Regions from separate parts of the Mus musculus genome. Here all the other regions are linked to region 1. The links are chromatin loops, found by intact Hi-C in ENCODE. Cell type or tissue: left cerebral cortex. All regions are shown on one strand. Region 1 overlaps Ttc39b (tetratricopeptide repeat domain 39B). Region 2 has its middle 7.3 kb from the start of Snapc3. Region 3 has its middle 6.5 kb from the start of Gm11413. Region 4 overlaps Ccdc171 (coiled-coil domain containing 171).

The links. Hi-C counts contacts between places; a loop is a spot of excess contacts. Peaks named below come from ENCODE experiments on the same cell type or tissue, not always from the same donor. Only the 100,000 strongest peaks of a DNase experiment are listed, where the experiment ranks them.
Region 2: a loop joins it to region 1, with 4 times the contacts of the local background. A loop is called at or near these places in 17 of 42 quality-filtered maps.
Region 3: a loop joins it to region 1, with 2.9 times the contacts of the local background. A loop is called at or near these places in 6 of 42 quality-filtered maps.
Region 4: it touches region 1 in a loop (4-fold over the local background); 9 of 42 quality-filtered maps call a loop at or near these places.

Annotation. Positions count from the first base shown.
Region 1 is chr4:83,301,313-83,306,312 of GRCm38, reverse strand. All of the region lies in intron 1 of Ttc39b (tetratricopeptide repeat domain 39B), which reads left to right. Among named protein-coding and RNA genes, the nearest start is that of Gm23412, 18 kb to the right of the region's middle. In left cerebral cortex, a CTCF peak has its summit at 2,688 (motif pointing left); DNase peaks (open chromatin) are centred at 2,707 and 4,045; H3K4me3 peaks cover 374 bases; H3K27ac peaks cover 675 bases.
Region 2 is chr4:83,407,948-83,412,947 of GRCm38, reverse strand. No RefSeq gene overlaps it. Among named protein-coding and RNA genes, the nearest start is that of Snapc3, 7.3 kb to the left of the region's middle. In left cerebral cortex, CTCF peaks have their summits at 2,688 and 2,894; a DNase peak (open chromatin) is centred at 2,854.
Region 3 is chr4:83,394,686-83,399,685 of GRCm38, reverse strand. No RefSeq gene overlaps it. Among named protein-coding and RNA genes, the nearest start is that of Gm11413, 6.5 kb to the right of the region's middle. In left cerebral cortex, no CTCF peak of the experiment used is centred here; DNase peaks (open chromatin) are centred at 1,024, 2,151, 2,279 and 2,484; H3K27ac peaks cover 358 bases.
Region 4 is chr4:83,568,223-83,573,222 of GRCm38, reverse strand. All of the region lies in intron 6 of Ccdc171 (coiled-coil domain containing 171), which reads right to left. Among named protein-coding and RNA genes, the nearest start is that of Gm25899, 43 kb to the right of the region's middle. In left cerebral cortex, a CTCF peak has its summit at 2,529 (motif pointing right); DNase peaks (open chromatin) are centred at 2,497 and 4,952.

The sequences.
Region 1 (5,000 bases):
AGTGCAGTAGCAGGCGCTAGCCCAGAGTCTGTACTGCAGAATTAAAAAGTGCTGCGGAGACGGGGCAGCTGACACATGGCATGAAGTGTAGTCTAACTTAGAGAACCAGGCTGCCTAAGAGGTAAACACAGGCTGCGGTATGTAGACCACACTGACCCAGAAGCGCGTCACACCTTACAGTCCGATGCCTTAGAAAAATAAACTGTGTGGATAGCTAGACAGCAAGCAAGGGAAGGAGGTGTTGGGAGAGAAGGAAGAGCAGGTCATGAAACCGGAGTGGCAAAGTGGCAAAGACAGGAGAATTTGTCTAAGTGGCACACAGGCATGCTGTGCTAGTAACCTGGCGACTAGTATGTCAGTTTGCAGTTCTTTCCAAATAATGTTTTTTTTTTTTTTTTTTTTATGTTTGTTGGTTTGTTTTTGTTTTAAGTTGCCAGAATGAAAAGGAACAGAGTGAGTGTCAGTGTTCTTTGGCTTTACTGTGCCCGTGTGTGCTGGAGCTGCTTCTTAAAGAAACAGCGTTCCTTTTTATAGTATCCAGATTGTTCATGCTCTGTGTCAGAGATATAGGCATGCTTGTTGTAAGCTTTAAACCATTCAGAAGTTAACATGATCTTTCTCTTTACCATTCATTCCTGCCTATGTCAGAAGGAACCCACTGTGCCTCCTATTATCATTCATTACCATACTCACGGGTCCGCCTTAGGGATATAGAATGCCGTGCTGTCTCGTCCAGAACTGGGACTTACACTTAATATGTCTTAGAAATAGTTCTACTCTTATTTTTTATGTAACAACTGAAGAGAACTGAGTGACATCATAGTGCCATAGTTTATCTGTGGAAGATCACTTGATCTGTTTTCTTTTATATTTTAATTTCTATTGACTATTTGGGATTCTCACAGTTCTCCCAGTCCTCCCCTGTCTGCACTCTCCCATTAAGCTCCACCCCAGTCAAAAAAAAAAAAAAAGGGAAAAAAGTTCCTTTTGTGTTGTTCATATACTTACTCCCTGGAGCATGATCAGATCCCCAGAGAGGATGAGTCTTTCTCTGCCTGCATCAGTACCAGAAGCCATGGACTGAGGAGAGCCATGGGCAGCCAGAGAGGGACAGGGCTAGCTCTCCCACCCCACACTCCCGAGCTAACTCGCTTGATCTGCTTTCCCCCCTAAGACTATGTATGCTAACAGAGGGATCCTTATGTATGAATATTTTTATTTTACACACGCACACCCTTGTGTGTGTGCACATATGCATGCTCATGTGGGCACCTTCATGCTATGGCATGATTGTGGAGGTCAGAGGACAACTTACTGGAATCTCTTTACCATATGGGGCCTGGGAATTGAACTCAGAATTGGCAGCAAATAACCTTTACCCACTGAGCCATATTTTAATAGTATGGAATTGAAATATTATTATTATTTTTTTAAAGATTTATTTATTTATTTTATGCATATGAATATACCACCATTGCTCTATTCAGATATACCAGAAGAGGGAATCAGACCCCATCACAGATGGTTGTGAGCCACCATGTGGTTGCTGGGAATTGAACTCAAGACCTCTGGAAGAGCAGTCAGTGCTCTTAACTGCTGAGCCATTTCTCCTGCCTGAGTTGACACAATATTGCGGTGTGAACTCTGTTCCTTTTAATTTAAAAATACTCCTATCAGTGATAGTTTCAAAATCAGATAGTTTAAAACACTAAGTCTTTTGGTTCTGCTTGTTCTCTGTGTAAAATTATTCCCGAGACCCCCACTCCCAAACAAAGAGTAGGCCCTCGCCTTCTGTGAACTTCTGGGTAGGTATGGCACTGGAAGACAGGGGTGTGGATATAATAAGTAATTTGCAAGGTTTACTTTACAGTCATAAAGACATTAGCCAAGCCGGGTGGTGGTGGCACATGCCTTTTATCAGGTCACTGAGTTTGAGGCCTGTTTGGTCTACATGAGGGAGTTCCAGGACAGCCAAAGCTATACACAAAGAAACCTTGTCTCGAAAAACAAAACAAGGGCTGGTGAGATGGCTCAGTGGGTAAGAGCACCCGACTGCTCTTCCGTAGGTCCAGAGTTCAAATCCCAGCAACCACATGGTGGCTCACAACCATCTGTAACGAGATCTGATTCCCTCTTCTGGAGTGTCTGAAGACAGCTACAATGTACTTACATATAATAAATAAATAAATCTTAAAAAAAAAAAAAAAAGAAAAACAAAACAAAACAAAGATTTAGCCAAGTAATATCAATGAAAATGAAATAATTTGCTCATCTATGCTAAATAAATCCAGTATATACAGCTGTAAAAGAGTTGCCTTTTCAAATGCACTTTATTATCTTCTATGCACTGCAGTGCACATCTTTTAGAATATCTTTTCTACACCCTCTGACAATTTATATGCAGCCATAGTGGCTCTTGATCACCTCCCCTCCCAAATGTAGAGCACATTTCATGTCCATACATACTCACTGCTCTGTGGAGTCACGCTATGTGCTGTTTGGCAACCTAGAGTATTTGTTTTGTAGTAATTTTGATTGTGGGTGATTAGTTTATTTTTTATTTTAAAGGTCTTAGAACTTCTCCCTTATGCTACAGCTTCTCCTCATACGGTTAGCTTTCACTTTTAAAAACACTGATCTGTGGGTAATGGGAGCTAACGGCTTGAGGTTAAGCTTTTCTTGAGAGCGACACCTGGTGGTTGGTTTATAATCTCTTCCCTTCCCCGTGCTTGCAGGAAATTCCGAAGAATCTTTCTGTGAACAGCTCCCTTTCTTGGTAGACACAACAGCCGCTATGCAGGCTCAGGTTGGTGCCACTGAAGCCCACACACTCCCAGAAGCCTGGAGATTTGATTGCATGTTCAAGGAGGCTCTTTTTATTTTTTTAATTTTTAATTTTTTAAATTTGATGTAATTCAAAGAGTTTATGACTTTGACCGTGTGCCAGCCTCTCTGCTTTACTCTTGAGGAGGCTGGATCCTAAAAAGATTGCATGTGTCAGTCAAGGTCACACTGCTCACTGGCGGCCTGAGGTCCTGTGACTCTGTGCTCAGGAGTTAGGCTTTCCATGCTGAAGTCAACTGTGGATTTTTTTTTTTCTTCTCTGTTCCAGGAGAGGCTCAGAGTCTTGGGTAGGATGAGGGGTTCTAGCTCTGTCTTCAGGAGTCAGCTGACTCATCTCATTTCTGAGGATGAATATCCCATGTCCCTGTATTGGTGGAGCCTGTTCTGAGTCAGGCCTGTTCTCTATGCACTGCGTCGCCAAAATCCTCACAGGACTTCTGGGAATGGGATGAGATTCCCGGCATAGCAACAGGAAATGGAGGATTAAAGGGCTAGACTTGCTTCAGGTCAGGGTTCACACCGAGACAGGCCTATCTCCCAAGCTAACTTGTATTTTCTCCATGCTCTACTGACAAAAGAAGTAAGTCATTAATGCATAATTACTTATAGTGCTCAGAGACAAACCTGCCCCCATGGGTGTTAGAGCATGTGACCCATAAATTTTCCACAGAGCCCTGTAGGAGGCTGGGAGGTTGGGTGGGTGGGGCTCATGCCATCACGTTGTGATTACCCCAGTAGGCACCCAGTGCCCTCGGCTCTCTGTAGGTATTGTAACTGTCCACCAATGTTCCCAGGTTACAAATGCTAACACTGGGATGGGTGGAAAGGGTTTGCTACAGCGAAGGAAAAGGGAAAAGGAGGGGCTAAGACTGTGTGGACCTTTCTATCCTGAAGTGATGGACCTCGGTGTGGTGGCACCGCACTTGACACACACCTTCCTCCAGGGTCATTAGGACCTCCAAGCCACCGTCCAAAGGGCCGCTCTGTACGCTCATCAAGTGCCAGCTCCGTGCCGTGGACAGGCAGCACGGTTTCTCACGTGTGAGAGGGAAAGGCATTTTTTGTCCTTTGACTTCGTTTTAAAAAATGAAGATCTTCACGATATTGTGAGTGAGTCATGTCTAGGCTGCTTCAGTGACTGAATCATCTGAATAGAATGCAGCTCATCAGAATGAAGCTTAGGAAAAATGAACTCATTTGATTGAGACAGGGTCTCTCTGCAGAGCCCTGGCTGTCTGTTCTCGCTATGTAGACCAGGTTGGCTTGGGACTTAGAGATCCAACTGCCTCTGCCTCCTGAGTGCTGGGATTAAATGCATACGCCACCACGTCTGTCCATGGTTCCTCCAATTCACGGAAGTGCTCAATTGAATCATTCCCACAGGGATGACTTAACCTACAATCCCAGGCTTTCATATCTGTGGGTTTAAAAAACTGTATGTTATTTGTAAAAATGAAGCTTTAAGCCTCAAAAGGCTTTCGCCCAATGCTTGTAGTCACAGCACTTAGGAGAGTGAAGGGATGGGCCTGGTGGGCAGGTCCTTTGAGCTCCAGGGTTCCAGATCTGCCTAGACAATGCAGTGAAAGGTTGTCTGAAGGAAACAAACAAAGAAGCCAGACATAGTGGCTTTTAATTTCTGAGTTTGAAGCTAGCCTGGTCTGCACAGTAAAATTTTAGGTCAGCCAGGGTGAAACCTTGTCTAAAATTCAAACCAAGCCAATTCCACAGAACTTCCATAGGTAACAAGAGAGCACTTTCCGGAGGGTAACTAGAGAACAAAGCAGTAAGGTCACCTTTGAAGAATGTGTGAAATTATATTCAGTTAAAAATAGCCAAGGCAGCCTCTGTCTTCAGTTAGTGATGTTACTGTTACACGATTAGAACTCTGTTTTAAAGAGCGTTTTGGTGTTTTGAGGTAGGTCTTTGCAGCCCATTTAGGCCTTGAATCTTCAGTCTTCCTACCTCAGTCTCTTGAGTGCTAGGATTAGAAATGTCTGCCAACACATGTGAATTTAAAATTGTCTGAAGCCCATTTTATTAACCGAAAGATCACCCCCCCACACACACACACAAATGAAAGTTGGATTTAAAGACCTTGGTTAGAGATCAACTGTGCTGCGCCTTTTTCTTCGTTTTCTTCCTGTTAGTCTGCTCTA
Region 2 (5,000 bases), 110 kb before region 1:
TGAAGTTAGCTCCACCAGTGTAATGAGTCAATTCAAGCCAAACTAAAGTTTAAGGCAAGTTTATTGGAGGAGAAGGGGAGGGAGCTCTTGGATGTCACAGGAGTGATGTCACCATGTAGATGGGAAGACAGATGAGTGGGAGGGAGCAGAGAGAAAAATAGGGGGGAGGAAATGTAGAGAGAGGGAGAGAGGAGAGAGAGAGCCAAAGCTTCAGGATTATATATTGAAGAACCTCTGGGGACAGGAAGCCCAGAGCCTGGGCAGGAGGGTTCAGGGTAGAGGGCATTGGCAGGGACTGAGGGATGCTGGGAGAACCTGGAGGCCAGGTCCAATTTGGTATGCAAAACTTGCACCTCAGCTGTTTGTCCAGAGTCCGAGTCTCAACAGCCCCCACACACGTTATCCATTCCACCGGGCAGAAGTAAAACCAGTACAACTTTTGAGTCAAATATGAATTAAGCTTTATTAAGTACTGACCAGGACTGTGAATACTGGCCTGGTCTATACTCCAGGGTTTCCCAGAGTACAGCACCGAATTACAGTAGTCAGGGACTATAAATGCATCCTGAGGCACATCCTGCCTATATACCTCTGGCGCACATGTGACCAAGCATACATCCCGTGCACTTGGGGCAACCTAGCTTGTTTACAGAAGTGAAAACACTTGCCTTGTTATCTTACATGAGCAGCCCCCAGCATTCCAGGAAGCCACCTGTCCTTGGGCAAGTGGGCCTTACAGGATACAGGCTTGATTTATCTATTTATTGTCATTATTTGGGTTTTGGAGACAGGGTTTCTCTGTGTAGTCCTTGCTGGCCTTGAATTTACAGAGATCCACTGCCTCTGCCTCCTGGGTTCTGGATTAAAAGCATGTACCACCACCACCTGGCTGCATTTTTATTTTATAGATCTCTTAAGCACAGTAATTAAACTTAAAAGATAGAGTTAGCCATCACAGTAGCTGCAGAATTTTTGCTATTTTGAAGAGTCAAATGTTAGCCAGATGTTGAACCTTCTACAGAGCCGCTCATGGAGGGCTTGCCTGTCTTAGTGACCTGTAGTGGAGTCAGCTGCAGGTCACAGTGGCTCTATGAATAGCACCTACACTCCCAGCCTTTCTGATACTATTTATCAGGCCTCTGTGCCAGCTTTCTAAGAAGGACAGGTTCCTTACATTTTTTTTGGGGGGGGGGGGTTGTTTTTTTTTTTTTTTTTTGGTTTTTTGAGACAGGGTTTCTCTGTATAGCCCTGGCTGTTCTGGAACTCACTTTGTAGACCAGGCTGGCCTCGAACTCAGAAATCGGCCTGCCTCTGTCTCCCGAGTGCTGGGATTAAAGGTGTGTGCCACCACGCCCGGCTGGTTCCTTACATTTTGTAAGTAATTTGGTATCCAAGAGCCCATAGCCTGTGTTGTCAGCCCCCCACCCCACCCTCTTTTCCTCCTCCTCCTCCTCCTCCTTCTCCTCCTCCTCCTCTGCCTCTTCCTTCTCCTCCTTCTCTTCCTCCTCCTCCTTGTTTTTCTTTTAGGTGGGATCTCTATTACATAATTTTGGCAGGCCTAGAACTCACTATGTAGATCACTGACCTCTGATTCACAGAGATCCACCAGCCCCAGCCTCAAATGCTGGGGTTAGAGGTGTGTGCCACCATACCCGGTGACTCTTACATTTCTTTATTATGAAATGTTGGTGTGAATCAAGGGTGGCTTTGAATTAGGCTTGACCACAGCACTGCTGAGGAGCCAATAGCTTCACTCTGTTTTATGAAACTAACTGAAGGCCCTTGATCAGGTGACACGTACTCTGTGCAGACCATTGCACCTTATGCGGCATAAATTCAGAAGCACCTGCAATTGTTTTGTAAAGTTCAGCAACCTGAGGGGCTGCTGTGTGTTCCATGAATTTTAAGCTAGTTCTGGTGTGGGTCTGTGAGCTTTAGGTCACTAAAAGTGACCTGTTTCCTTTAGTCGTTGGCATTGAGAATAATAGTGATTATAATAAAGTTCCTGCGTTTTTTGTGGGGGTGGGGAAGGGTGAAGAATGATATTTTCTTGTTGGTATAAGAAAGGATCTTTCACTGGGTGGTGGCAACACACATTTTTAATTTCAGCACTCTGGAGGCAGAGGCAGGCGGATCTCTGAATTTCAGGCTTGTCTGGTCTATAGAGAGAGTTCTTGGAGATCCTGGGCCACATAGAGAAACTATTTAAAAAAAAAAAAAACACACCAAACAAAAAAGAAAGGATCTTTCAAGGGGATATTTCCATTCTGTTTTGTTGTTGATTTTCTTGTTTGGTTGAGACAAGATGTCCCTATATAAATAGGATGTCTTGGAAATCCTTTCCTTTCCTTTCCTTTCCTTTCCTTTCCTTTCCTTTCCTTTCCTTTCCTTTCCTTTCCTCTTTCTTTCTTTCTTTCTTTCTTTCTTTCTTTCTTTCTTTCTTTCTTTCTTTCTTTCTTTCTTGGTTTTTTGAGACAGGGTTTCTCTGTATAGCCTTGGCTGTCCTGGAACTCACTTTGTAGACTAGGCTGACCTGGAACCCAGAAATCCTCTGCCTCCAAAGTGCTGGGATTAAAGGCGTGCGCCACTACGCCCAGCTTAGGAAGTCTTGTTTCTTAAAAACAGGTTATGAGCCAGGCATGGTGGTTCACACCTTTAATCCCAGGGCCTGTAAGCCTTGGTCCAGGGGCCTAGAGAGATGGCTCAGCAGTTAAGAGCACTGCCTGTTCTTCCGAGGGTCCTGAGTTCAAATCCCAGCAACCACATGGTGGCTCACAACCATCTGTAATGACATCTGATGCCCTCTCCTGGAGTGTCTGAAGTGTACTTACATATAAAAATAAATTAAAAAAAAAAAAAAGACTTGGTCCAGATCAACAGAGGGAGCTCTCACTCCAGATATAGCACTCTTCAAGTAGAATTCTTTCATAGGTTGTGAGCAGTAACATTGGCTTCAGGAATAGTTACCAAGAGGATTGATGGTGAGCACCACTGGAAACTGCACATGGATCAGCTGGGTTTTATCAGCAGCTGTCCCTTCCTGGGAAGAGGCTCAGTGACAGCATCTTCTGGCCCTATAGCACATTTGGCAAATGAAGATGTGAAGCCTGGCAGTAGGACCAGACGGTAGCAGAAAGAGGTGGAAAGAGCCCCACTTCCAGGATAGGTATAGTCCCTGTAGTTCTTTGATCTAACCGTTATCCTTAACTTGGAGGGAGGGACAAAAAACATAAAACAAAACGAAAACCCCAAACCTCATGATTTCATAATTGTGGCCATTGGAACCAACCACTGTGTTGTGATCATGGTGTGGAATTTCGAGTCAGAAATTCTGAGTACTGGCACAAAGCAAGAAGGTTTTGGAATGTTTTATATATATATATATATATATATATATATATTTTAAAAAAAGATTTATTTATTTACTTTATATATGTGAGTATACTGTAGCTGTACAGATGGTTGTAAGCCTTCATGTGGTTGTTGGGAATTGAATTTTTAGGACCTCTGCTCGCTCTGGTCAATCCCACTCACCAGATGCACCAGAAGAGGGTGTTAGATCTCTTTATGGGTGGTTGTAAGCCACCATGTGGTTGGTGAGATTTGAACTCAGGATCCTCGGAAGAGCAGTCTGTGCTCTTACCCACTGAGCCATCTCGCCAGCCCTGGCTATTGATTTTTCTAACTCTTATATTGTGGAGAGCTCTTGGGGCCCGCTTCTAGAAATTTGGCAGAAATCTGACTTTGGGCTAGGACTAGGAAGTAGGTTCAAGATGAATACAGCTGAGGAGTGTGCTCTTTGTATCGTGATGGTTCTTGCTGAGATTCTGAATACAGTAGTCATAGGACCTTTGTTTATGCTTTGTTCGTTCCTTAACTACTCTGTTTATGCCTTAGAACTTATTTTCTTTGCATGTACCTAGAATGGTATAAAAACAAAAAAATAAACCCTCTTTAGCCTCAGCACTAGCTGGAGTCTTTTATTTTATTTTATTTTTTAAAGATTTATTTATTTATTTATTTATTTATTTATTTATTTATTTATTATAAGAGCACTGTAGCTGTCTTCAGACACTCCAGAAGAGGGTGCCAGATCTCGTTATGGATGGTTGTGAGCCACCATGTGGTTGCTGGGAATTGAACTCAGGACCTTCTGAAGAGCAGTCAGTGCTCTTATCCGCTGAGCCATCTCTCCAGCCCCTGGAGTCATTTTATAATGTTTAATTGTCTTTGCTCCCTCCCTTAAGACTACGTTGACTGACTGAGCTGGCTTGGTCATTATATCAAAGAAAAGACAAACAGGTAAATGAAAGTATGCACCCATGAGCCCTCTAACTCTCTGCCTGTGAGCTTTCTCAACAGACTTGAGTCAATTATAATGGCCTCAAACAAGACAGCCACATGTCAGTCAGCTGTGGTGGTGGTACACATCCATAACCCAGCACTCAGGAGGCAGAGGCAGGCAGATCTTCAGATCTGAGGCCACCCTGGTGTACAGAGTGAGTTCCAGGAGCCAGAGCTACACTGAGAGGATCAGCCTCCGCTGAAGGAATGGCTGCAACCATGGTGCCATGTAGTCAGCTTTATTCCTGAACTCAATCCCCAGAACATTCAGTAGTGTGAAAGACCCTCCAAAGGGGAGACCCTCACTCAAGTCTTGGGGTGATGCGACCCCCCAAGAACTCTTGAGAGACTCCTTGCTGCAGTCGCACAAGGTTTATTGACAAGAACCAGCGCGCTGGGGCCGACTCATATCCCACGCAGGGGTAGAGGAGTTCGACCCCGAGTAGCTGGAAGAGGGGGTATTTAAAGAAAAAAAAACCCACAGCCCACGGGGGGGGGGCGATAGGGAGGGCGTTATTGGAAAATACCGAAAATACCAGTGGAAAAATCACAAGGGGGAACTAAAAATCACAAGGGGAAGCTCCCTGCTTCTCAAGATTGTTTTCAAGATTTTAATCTAACTTTTGTGGTCAGCCAATTCCTGGAACAGGATGTGG
Region 3 (5,000 bases), 93 kb before region 1:
AGTTTTGGCCTTCTGATCACTAGCCCACATCAAGAAAAAATATTTTGCTGGGCGGTGGTGGCACACGCCAATCCCAGCACTCAGGAGGCAGAGGCAGGTGGATTTCTGAGTTCGAGGCCAGCCTGGTCTACAAAGTGAGTGCCAGGGCAGCCAGGGCTACACAGAGAAACCCTGTCTCAAAAAAAAAAAATTAAACCAAATAAAACGTTTAAAAAAATGGGTTTATTTGTGGTTTTGGTTAAAACTTGGGGAGAGTATTCTTTGTCTCTGTTTCCCTACAGTGAGGTATGATTTATAGGGAGGATAGAATCAAACTCAGAGCGTGCTCTCACAGTTAGCCATTGGTCCCAGTGAGTTGAAGTACGAAATAAGCCAAAGCTGGAATTCTGGTGTTGTAGGTTTTTGGGCTCTCCCATGTTGGGAATTGGTTCTAATGCTTTGTCTTATTTCTGCTCCCAAAAGTCGAGCTGCCAAGCCTGAGGGTCTCTGCCCCCAGCAGGATTCAATTGATAATAAAGAATTGCCATACAGCTAATGGCTAGGCAGAGAGACAGGAATGGACTTTTAGATTCCACAGACAAGGGGGAGAAAGAGAGAGGGAGAGGGAGGGGGAGGGAGGGGGAGGGGGAGGGAGAGCTCAGAAGTAGAAAGATGAAACTTAAAGGTCTGCCAGCAACTAAGAATCCCTGGGGGCCACTTCCCCTTTGGATCTGGGGTAGCAGAGATGAAATATAGATTAAAGATGTTAACTCAGGAATACTGGAGGGGAGTGTTTGCTAGCCACAGGGAGGTTTAGAAGTGCCCAGCCATTGCACACATGAGTGTGTGTGTGTGTGTGTGTGTGTGTGTGTGTGTGTCTTTCATTCTCAAATCCAGAGAGCTCTTGAGTGGGTGCAGCACTCCTGCAACCCTCCTGGCTCTATCTCAGCATTCTTTTTGCCTCAGGATGTCCCACCCTCTATTCTACCCTTTCCTATAGGCCATAGGTTCTTAAATTGACAGGTGAGGCAGCCATACAGCACACAAGATATTCTCTCAACAGATATGTATATATTCAGACTGGATTGTCTTTTTGTTCTGTTTGTGTGTACGTGTGTTTACATGTGTGGGGCACGTGTGTTCACATGTGGGAGCTTGAGGCTGATATTGGTAGTCTCCACTTTATTTACTGAGTCTCTCAGTTGAACCTGGAGCTTGCTGATAGCTCAGTCTAGCTGGCCAGCTTGCTCCAGGGATTTCAGTCTCTGCCTCCTGAGTGTTAGAATTATGGTGGGCCACCGTGTCACCCAGAATGGTGGATCTGAATTCTGGTCCATGACAACAGGAGACAGGTTTGGTCTGGGGCTTGTGGGAAGGAATGAGCATAGGGCAGTGTGAGGGAAGGCTTTTGAGGTGATGAGATAGTCCATGTTTGTTTGTTTTTGTTTTTTCAAAACAGGGTCTCTTTATGTAGTTCTGGCTGTCCTAGAGTTCACTATGTAGATCATGCTGGTCTAGAACTCACAGAGATCTGCCTGCCTTTGCCTCTGCCTCTGCCTCTGCCTCTACTTCCTGAGAGCTGGGGTTAAAAGCATGCACCACCAAAACCAACTAATGTTCCATATCTTGATTTTGTTTGTAATTACAAAATTATATATTTAAAATGACATGTCATAGTATATAAATTATATCTTAGTAAAACTGCTTTTAGGGAAGAGACAGTTGTAACTTTCCTAGAAGGAACAATGTCATTTCTGTAAAATAAAGTACCTTTTAACTTTTGGGAAAGGAGGGAAAAAGAAAGGAAAAACGGGAGAAAAACAGGCCTTATCTTTGCTTATTAGTATGCAGAGTAAAATTCTATAGGATGCACTGGAAAGAAAGAGATGTATTAGACAGCAGAAGAGGCTGCGCATGGTAATGCTAACCTGTAATCCAAGCACTGGGGAGGTGGAGGCAGGGACCAGCAGTTGGAGGCTAGTTAGGAATACATAAGACTCTGCCTCAGAAACCAAACCAAACCTGAACAAAACTGAAGAGATAGAACAACACAAAACCCATAAAGAGACATTTAACATGGGTTGTTAGGCACAGCACTCCCCACTTGGAAGAGCCCCAGGAGAGCTTGCATGTAAGCGAGAATAAGCTGCATTCAGGCCTAGGTTGTCCTGGGAATGTTCCCAAGGGGCTGAACACACAAATGTGACCAAGAAAAGAAGATTTGGGAGCGAAGCCATTTTCCTGACAAGATTGGAGCATTATCATTTAGAATTCTCCTGGACTAAATAGCTCTGCCACGTGATAGTCACATCCGTGAGATGGATCTTACTGGTTGTCTTGATGCCGGAGAGAAGCCTTAACTCAGGGAAAACAGGATGGTTGGTTCTTCCTTCACAGACTCTAAATAAAACAACCAGTGAATTAAACCCATGAGCTAGCAATTAAGGAGGACACACAGAATCTGGTTTCCTCTGCTCACTGGACGACGTAAGGCAGATCCCAGGGGGAGATCTTGTATCTCCCAGCCAAGACCAGTTCGTGGTGTCCAATCTCAGCTCATGCTGGTGCCAGGCAAGGAGGAGGTGTGCACAGGATAAAACAGATGGTTATCAAAGAAATACTGTTTTCTCCTTTCTGAGGGGCTATTTAGGACAGGATGTGGTTTGTGGCCTGAATAAGGCACTGAGTTATTTCGGGTTGGATCTCTCTCCTCTAATCATTCTCTTTAATTACAGAAGATAATAACCGCCTTTGTGAGCTACTGTGAGATTTGAGGAGCAGGCATCTAGGCACCTAGCACAAGCCTGGTACTGAATGAGTACCAGGGAATAGTGCATGTTATCTGCAACAGCATCTGGAATATCATATGTTGAATATTAAGTAGTAAACATCACATGTGAACAACAGTGAATAAATGAACAGTGACCTGTGGACGTCTATAGAGGGAAGCTGTTGCCATTACAGCGCTAACCCAGAGAGAGGGTTGAGAAAGAGGCTCTTGCCTTCACTGGGAAGGCAAAATGAGATCTCCAGTGAGGGGCCACAATGGCTATTCTCTTTGTCCTCACATCCATTTCACTCCTTGGAGGCTACTGCTCTGGGTCCTCTTACGCAAGCTCCCTGGCTGGCTGGCTCCCAGTTGGATTGGCCAGTGTGGGCTCTGGCAGTTTCTCATTGAGCAAGAGGAGTGAGTTTCGGAATTTCTTTCCTGATGCTTCTCTGTATCCATGCCATATCTTTGTCAATGCCAGCATCCTTCCAGGATTATACAGCTAGGCTGCTCCTTGATACTCTTTATTGCTTTACCATAGACACCAGGTCTGTGTTATTCAGTATAATGCTCACGGTTTCAGTGGTGGGAAAACTCTTGGCCATCACTGGTTAGTAGCTTCCTCCTTTATGCTCTCCTGCATGGGGTGGTTAATGGCTTTGGTTACAGATCTACAGACAACACCGTTCTTTCTGTGTTCCATTCAGTCTGTTTCTGTAATCCACATGGTGGATGTTATGGTCTATGATAGGACCATCTGAGACACGTACAATTTTTTATCAAGATGGTGACTCGGGGGTCACCAATGTGCCCATTAGTGAATAACAGTTGTGATTATATGACACTATCACTGGGTCGCAAGGATCTAAAAAGGTATTACAATCTCTCCAGGGAAGCATTCTAGGGCCAGGATTCTGGGGGATAGAATTGTGGCACTGCGTTCTGCCTCTCCTTTTACCGTGTCTGGACACCACCGGTACACCACCTCGGGGAGGGCAAGGCAAAATCTGGAACAGGTCCACAGTCCAAATTTCCTTTGAGGCTTCAAACTCGGCTGTATTCCAGGCCTGAAGGAGAAAAGCAGATCCTGGCCCAGTTTGGAGCGAGTGCCAGGTGAGTGTGAGACAGGATGGGGAGGAGGTGGAGGGGAAGCGGGATGGGGAGGTTTCTTAAAGAATCTTAATGTTGGACTGATGAGATGGCTCAGCAGGCAAGAGCACTAACTGCTCTTCCAAAGGTCCTGAGTTCAAATCCCAGCAACCACATGGTGGCTCACAACCATCTGTAATGAGATCTGATGCCCTCTTCTGATGCGTCTGAAGACAGCTACAGTGTACTTATCTATAATAATAAATAAATCTTTGGGACAGAGTGAGCAGGGTTGACCAGAGCGAGCAGAGGTCCCAAATTCAATTCCCAACAACCACATGAAGGTTCACAACCATCTGTATGTATAGCTACAGTCTACTCATATACATAAAATACATAAATAAATCTTAAAAAAAAAGAATCTTAATGTTACAGCTCCTTTAAGTGAAGGCCTTCCCTGTGGCCGTCTTTAATGAAGCAACTCTCTGAGACAGTCTTAGCTTGTTTGTATTTCTTTATTGGGAGTGAGTTTCATACGCCTTAATAGCATGGAGAGGCCATCTAAGTAGTGTGCTACGTAACTGACTGCGTGTGCTCCCCTAGTTGAGGGGCGTGGCTATGTGCTCCAAAGCAGTCATGGACACAGGGAGCTCTACTTATGCCTTCTCATATCTCTGAGATTCCCAGAGTCTGAGCATTCTCCACCTCACTGTGCCCCCGTCTGTGGTACACGTGCCCTAAAAGAAGATCTCAAAGTCCTGGTCCCAGACGAGGGTCTGTCTCCCAGAGAAAGGTTAAGTAATATGCAGTTATTCTTTTTTTTTAAAGATTTATTTATTTATTATATGTAAGTACATTGTAGCTGTCTTCAGACACTCGAGTCAGATCTCGTTACGGATAGTTGTGAGCTACCATGTGGTTGCTGGGATTTGAACTCCGAACCTTCAGAAGAGCAGTCGGGTGCTCTTACCCACTGAGCCATCTCACCAGCCCCGTATGCAGTTATTCTTGGTTTGTTTCACCTTTTCTATAAACTGTAACAGAACTGTAGGCAAGGCAGCGGGAGCAGAGAATCTTTCCCTCCCCATTTCTGGCCAAAAGTCTAAATAAACACACTTCCTTTTATCAATTCCTGTCTCTTAGTTTCAGTCAAACACTGAGC
Region 4 (5,000 bases), 270 kb before region 1:
AAAGGCACTGACCACATAAGCCCACACCTCAATCTGCTCACCAGAACCCACACAAAGGTGGAATGAGAGAACTCACCCCACAAAAATATGCTCTAGTCTAAGCATGCACACCTCCACACACAATAATAGTAAATTTTAAAATGCACATTAAAAGAGTATAATATTTATCTATATTCATCAGCTAAAAGGTACTGACTCCAAATCCATATTTAATATGATACATAACTTTACTTTTTTTAGAGACAAAGATGATTAACGACTCTTTCATGTGTAGAGCAAACCTTTGGGTGAAATCAGAGTAGCACCTCAAATTATTTGAATGTCTAAATACTTAACGCAGTTATGTTTGCTCTGTCTGAGTGGAGTCAGAATGGTCTGTGCATTAACTACTTTTCTACTGCTGTGCTAAACACCATGACCAAGGCATACGAGAGAAGGAAGGGCTTATTTGGGCTTACAGTTCCAAAGGTTAAGAGTTCATCCCCACACCACCCGCAGGAACGCAGGGCAATAGTTAGGCAAGCAGGGAGCACAAAGCAAGAGAGCATGCTGGGAAGAGCACGAGGCTTTGGAACTGTCAAAGCACACCTCCGGGGACATGCTTCCTCCAGCAAGGCCATGCTCCTCAACCTACCCAAAGAGCACCACCAACTGGGGACTCAGTGTTCAAACTTTGAGTTTATGGGGGACACTGTCATTCACACCACCACAGGTGTCTTTCTTGCCTTCACCTAATATGAGATTTTTTTTAATTGCCTCTATAAAAAAATTTTTTACAACTTTAAAAACTAAGAAAGTTGGCACTGAAAATATATTTATTGTAGGACTCTGTAGCTCTCAAGAACAGAAATTTGGGAAGCTGACTCAGTGGATAAGGGCTCTGGCTCTTCTTGCAGAGGACTTGGGTTCAGTCCTCAGCACCTACACGGCAATTCTGTAACTCCAGTTACAGGGATCCAATGTCCTTTTCTGGCCCCTGAGGACACCAGGCACTAAGCATTAATGTGGTGCACAGACTTGTATGCAGGCAGAACACTCACCCACCCAAAATAAAAATAAAATTAAAGTCAGGTGGTAGTGCATGCCTTTAATCCCAGTATTCAGGAGACAGAGGCAGATGGATCTCTAAGTTCCAAACCAGTCTGGTCTATAGAGTGACTTCCAGGATAGCCACAGCAACAAAGAGAAACCCGTCTCAAAAAAATTAAATATATTTTTGAAAGTAGACACTTTGTCCCAAATAGCCCAGCATCACTGGGCAATCCAGTGAGTCCCCTCTCACTGTCCAAGCATTATCTGCAGCCAGGGGTGGGTGCCAGTGCACCAATTTAACTCTAGCACTTGGGAGGCAGAGGCCGGTAGATCTCTGTAAGTTTGATGACAGTGCTGTCTACAGAGTGAGTTTCAGGGCATCCAGGGTTACACAGAGAAACCCTGACTCAAAATAAACAAATAAACGAATGAATGAGCGAGCTATCTACAGGAAAAATATTAATGTCATCACCATATTAAAATGACTTTTCTAAGTATTAGAGAAATGTGTTTCATAGAAATTACGAAACAAATGTCAAAAGATATTTCTACAACTGTACCTCATTTTATTATGATACAATACCACTTGATTATCTTTGTTTTCTTGTACTTTTAGGGCATAATCTTTTTTAAAGACTATCTTTGCTTGCTTTGCCATCCTCAAGCACTCCCCTGTTCTAGTTTGAGAGCTTTAGGTCAGGTTCTTAAAGTCTTCATTCCAGTTTGAGCTGTAACTGGTACTTTGATGGTCTGGTCTCATTCCTCTGCAGGAGAATTCCTCCCTCCTCCAATTTCCCATCTATTGAAAAGACTGTCCTTTTCCCCAACATGTTCTTAGCACCTTTGTCCACATCAGCTGGGTGTGGCTGCAGGGTTTACTTTTAGACTCTTTCATTGGCTTCTCTGTTTTCATGCAAATCCATACTTATCTGACCAGTACAACTCAACGGTGTACTTGAAAGTCGGTCGCATAATGCTACTTCCTGATTTGCTTTCTTTCTTAAGATTGCTTCAACTGTAAAGGGTTTTATAGTGGTCCCATCAAAACTTTAGGAGTGTGTTGTTGTTGTTGTTGTTGTTGTTGTTGTTGTTGTTGTATGAAGACTGTCGTTAATGTTATTTCGTTTGGTCTGGTTTTTGAGACAGGGCCTTTGGGCCTTATATATGTAAAAAAACATAAAATGTTTTTAAAAACAGAGTAAAACTACATGAAAGTATATAAATAATATTCTACATCAGGTTCAGAACAGGGGCTCTGCTGTGGGACAGGACAGTGGTGAATCGGAGAAGTGATTCGAAATGGTCCTCGATGGCATAAAATGTACTGTGCTTTCCATCCGAATTGAGACTCTCACGCACTGAGATGAAGTACTTGGTGGATGCCAGTTACATCACTGGTACTGGCTGCATATCTGATTTCTTACAGCGGAAAAAATAATACTGACCTGTGAAATGAAATTCACAGTAGAAGATGGGAGAGTCCTTTCTTCTGTCCACTAGAGGGAACTGTTGAACTTAAAATGTCTTTTAAAGCAGCTTGTTTTTAAACTAACATTTAACATCACAGGAAACCACATTGTGCTGTTAGAAAATAATCTTGTTTTCTTTCCACATCTTCTACAAACACATACAGAAAACTATAACTCTTTATATGTACTTATGTAAACAACATTTCTCAGAATCCAAACTATAGTTCCAACCCTGAGGAATTTTAATTATACTTGTAGAACTATATTTAGTAAAGTATCAAGCAAATATGCTCTTTCTAGCTTAGAAAACACATCAGTTGGCTATCTATAACACTAATCTGGTATAAGGTTGTCTCCTCAAAGAACCAGGATGAAAAAAAAAAAAAAACCAGTAATTTGTTCCTGAATTGTAGACTGTACAGTGAAAGGGCTGAAGAGATAACTCAGCAATGAAGTCCATGTATTGCCAGAGGACTCAAGTTCAATCCCCAGCTCCCACATCAAGAGGTTCACAACCACCTGTAACTCCAGCTCCTGAGGATCCCACACTTCCAGCCACTGCAGATGCCTGCCCTTCCCCATAACTAAAAATAAATTTAAAAAGCAAGACAGGCAACCTTACAGAGTCATAAGGAGTCATGGAAAGAAAAAATTACAACTAATCAATCAATCAATAAATGCTACACTGTGTCATAACTAGTATTAACCCAGACTCTATTTACTATCGCAAAGTCCTTTTCTCTACACCTGGACCAGCTGTGGGTCCCTATGCTAATCACTATCTATTACAGATAGACATTTCTATGATGAGGGTTAGTGAGTGTATTAATCTATAGTATAACAACAAGTCATTGGACTCAGTTTAATATCATGTCATTCTAGCAGCATAAAAGTAGTAGGTTCTCTTGAGATACAGTATGGGTTTCACCTTGTGTATTGAGATTTAAATACAATCAAAAAGTTACTGGTTGCCCTCATGATGTTTGCAGCCCCTATTATACCAACAGGAATGTCTTCATGTTTTGCCAGGCCGTTTGTTTGTTTGTCTGTTTGTCTGTTTCGAAACAGGGTCTTGGCTGCCCTGGAACTCTCTCTGTAAACCAGGCCCATGCTGGTAGGATTTGCTGAAGGAGATGGAGACAGGAGGATCACAAGTTCATGGCCAGGCCAATTCTTAAACGTGGCTCACAGGGTTCATAGCTGGGTAACATTTTTCTCCTCGGTTATCATGTATATAGTACCTTCCTGAAATATGAGAGCTAGTAGTGGGGATGGAGCTTCCAGGCAAGCACTAACGTGATTTCTCCATGGTCAATGGCTCAGGTAGGCGATGTCTTCAGCAATAGGGCCTCACTGTCGTGTTCTGAAGGATAACCAACAGCAACAGCAATAGCCAGTAATGTCTGAGGGCCTACGAGGGATTATGGGAACATCAATGACCAAAAAGGTAACCCATTCTGGCACTGGGTGTATTTGTTACCATGTGGTGTCTAGCAAGACCACCCTGTTACACTGTAACTCTATTTTAACTTTTCATATATGTGCATACATAGTTTAGGAAACCTCTAGAGTAGTAGGTCTCCATATAGCTTTTTGAAAGGGTCTTTAGAGTAACTATCCACCTCCCATTTCCTCCTTTACCCTGCCTTCCCATCCCTAACTTTAATGCAACTCTTCTGTTCCATTTATCTCCCATACATTTTTTGGAGATTTTGTTTATGTATATGTGTTGTTTTTTCTGTTCACCATGTGCATTCAGTGTCCTCAGAAGCCAGAAAAGAACACTGAATTTCATTTAAATGGAGTAACTGACAGTTTGAGGCACCATGTCGACACTGGGAATTGAACCCAGGTCCTCTGTAAGAGCTGCCAGGGCTCTTAACCCCTGAGCCACCTCTCCATCCCCATCATTAATCTCCTTCAGCCCTTTACCCTACCTCCTGTTTCCTGCAAGCCTCTCTCCATGGCCCCTTACTCGTTTCCTGATCTCGTAGTGTTTACAGATGAAACATACACATCTGAAGAGTCAAAGCATCCATATATGAAAGAAAATGTGATGCTTGTCTTCTGGGTCTGGGTTACCTCACTCAGGATGACCACTTCAAGCTCCATCCAACTGTCCTCAAATTTCATTTTTCCTAATAGCTGAATAATATCCCGTTGTGTAGGTAGACCACAGTTTCATTATTCACTATTCATCAGCGGAAGAACATCTGGGTGTTTCCATTTCGTGTATATTGTGAATGGAGCAGCAATGACCATAGATGAGCAGTAACTCTGAAGGCTCAGGACCACAGGACAGAGGGTGGGAAGGATTGTAAACGCCAGAGGCAATGGATTACTGTAGTCTCCCCTCCTCCAGCCTGAAACCTGCTTGCTCAGGGGTGGAGCTTCCTGCTCATTCGTTCTGCCACGCCCACTGCTGGAACCTGCCAGCTTTGCTGTTTGGAGCCACACACGTGCTCACCTTTCTACTGGACCTGAGATTATTCGGCAGGA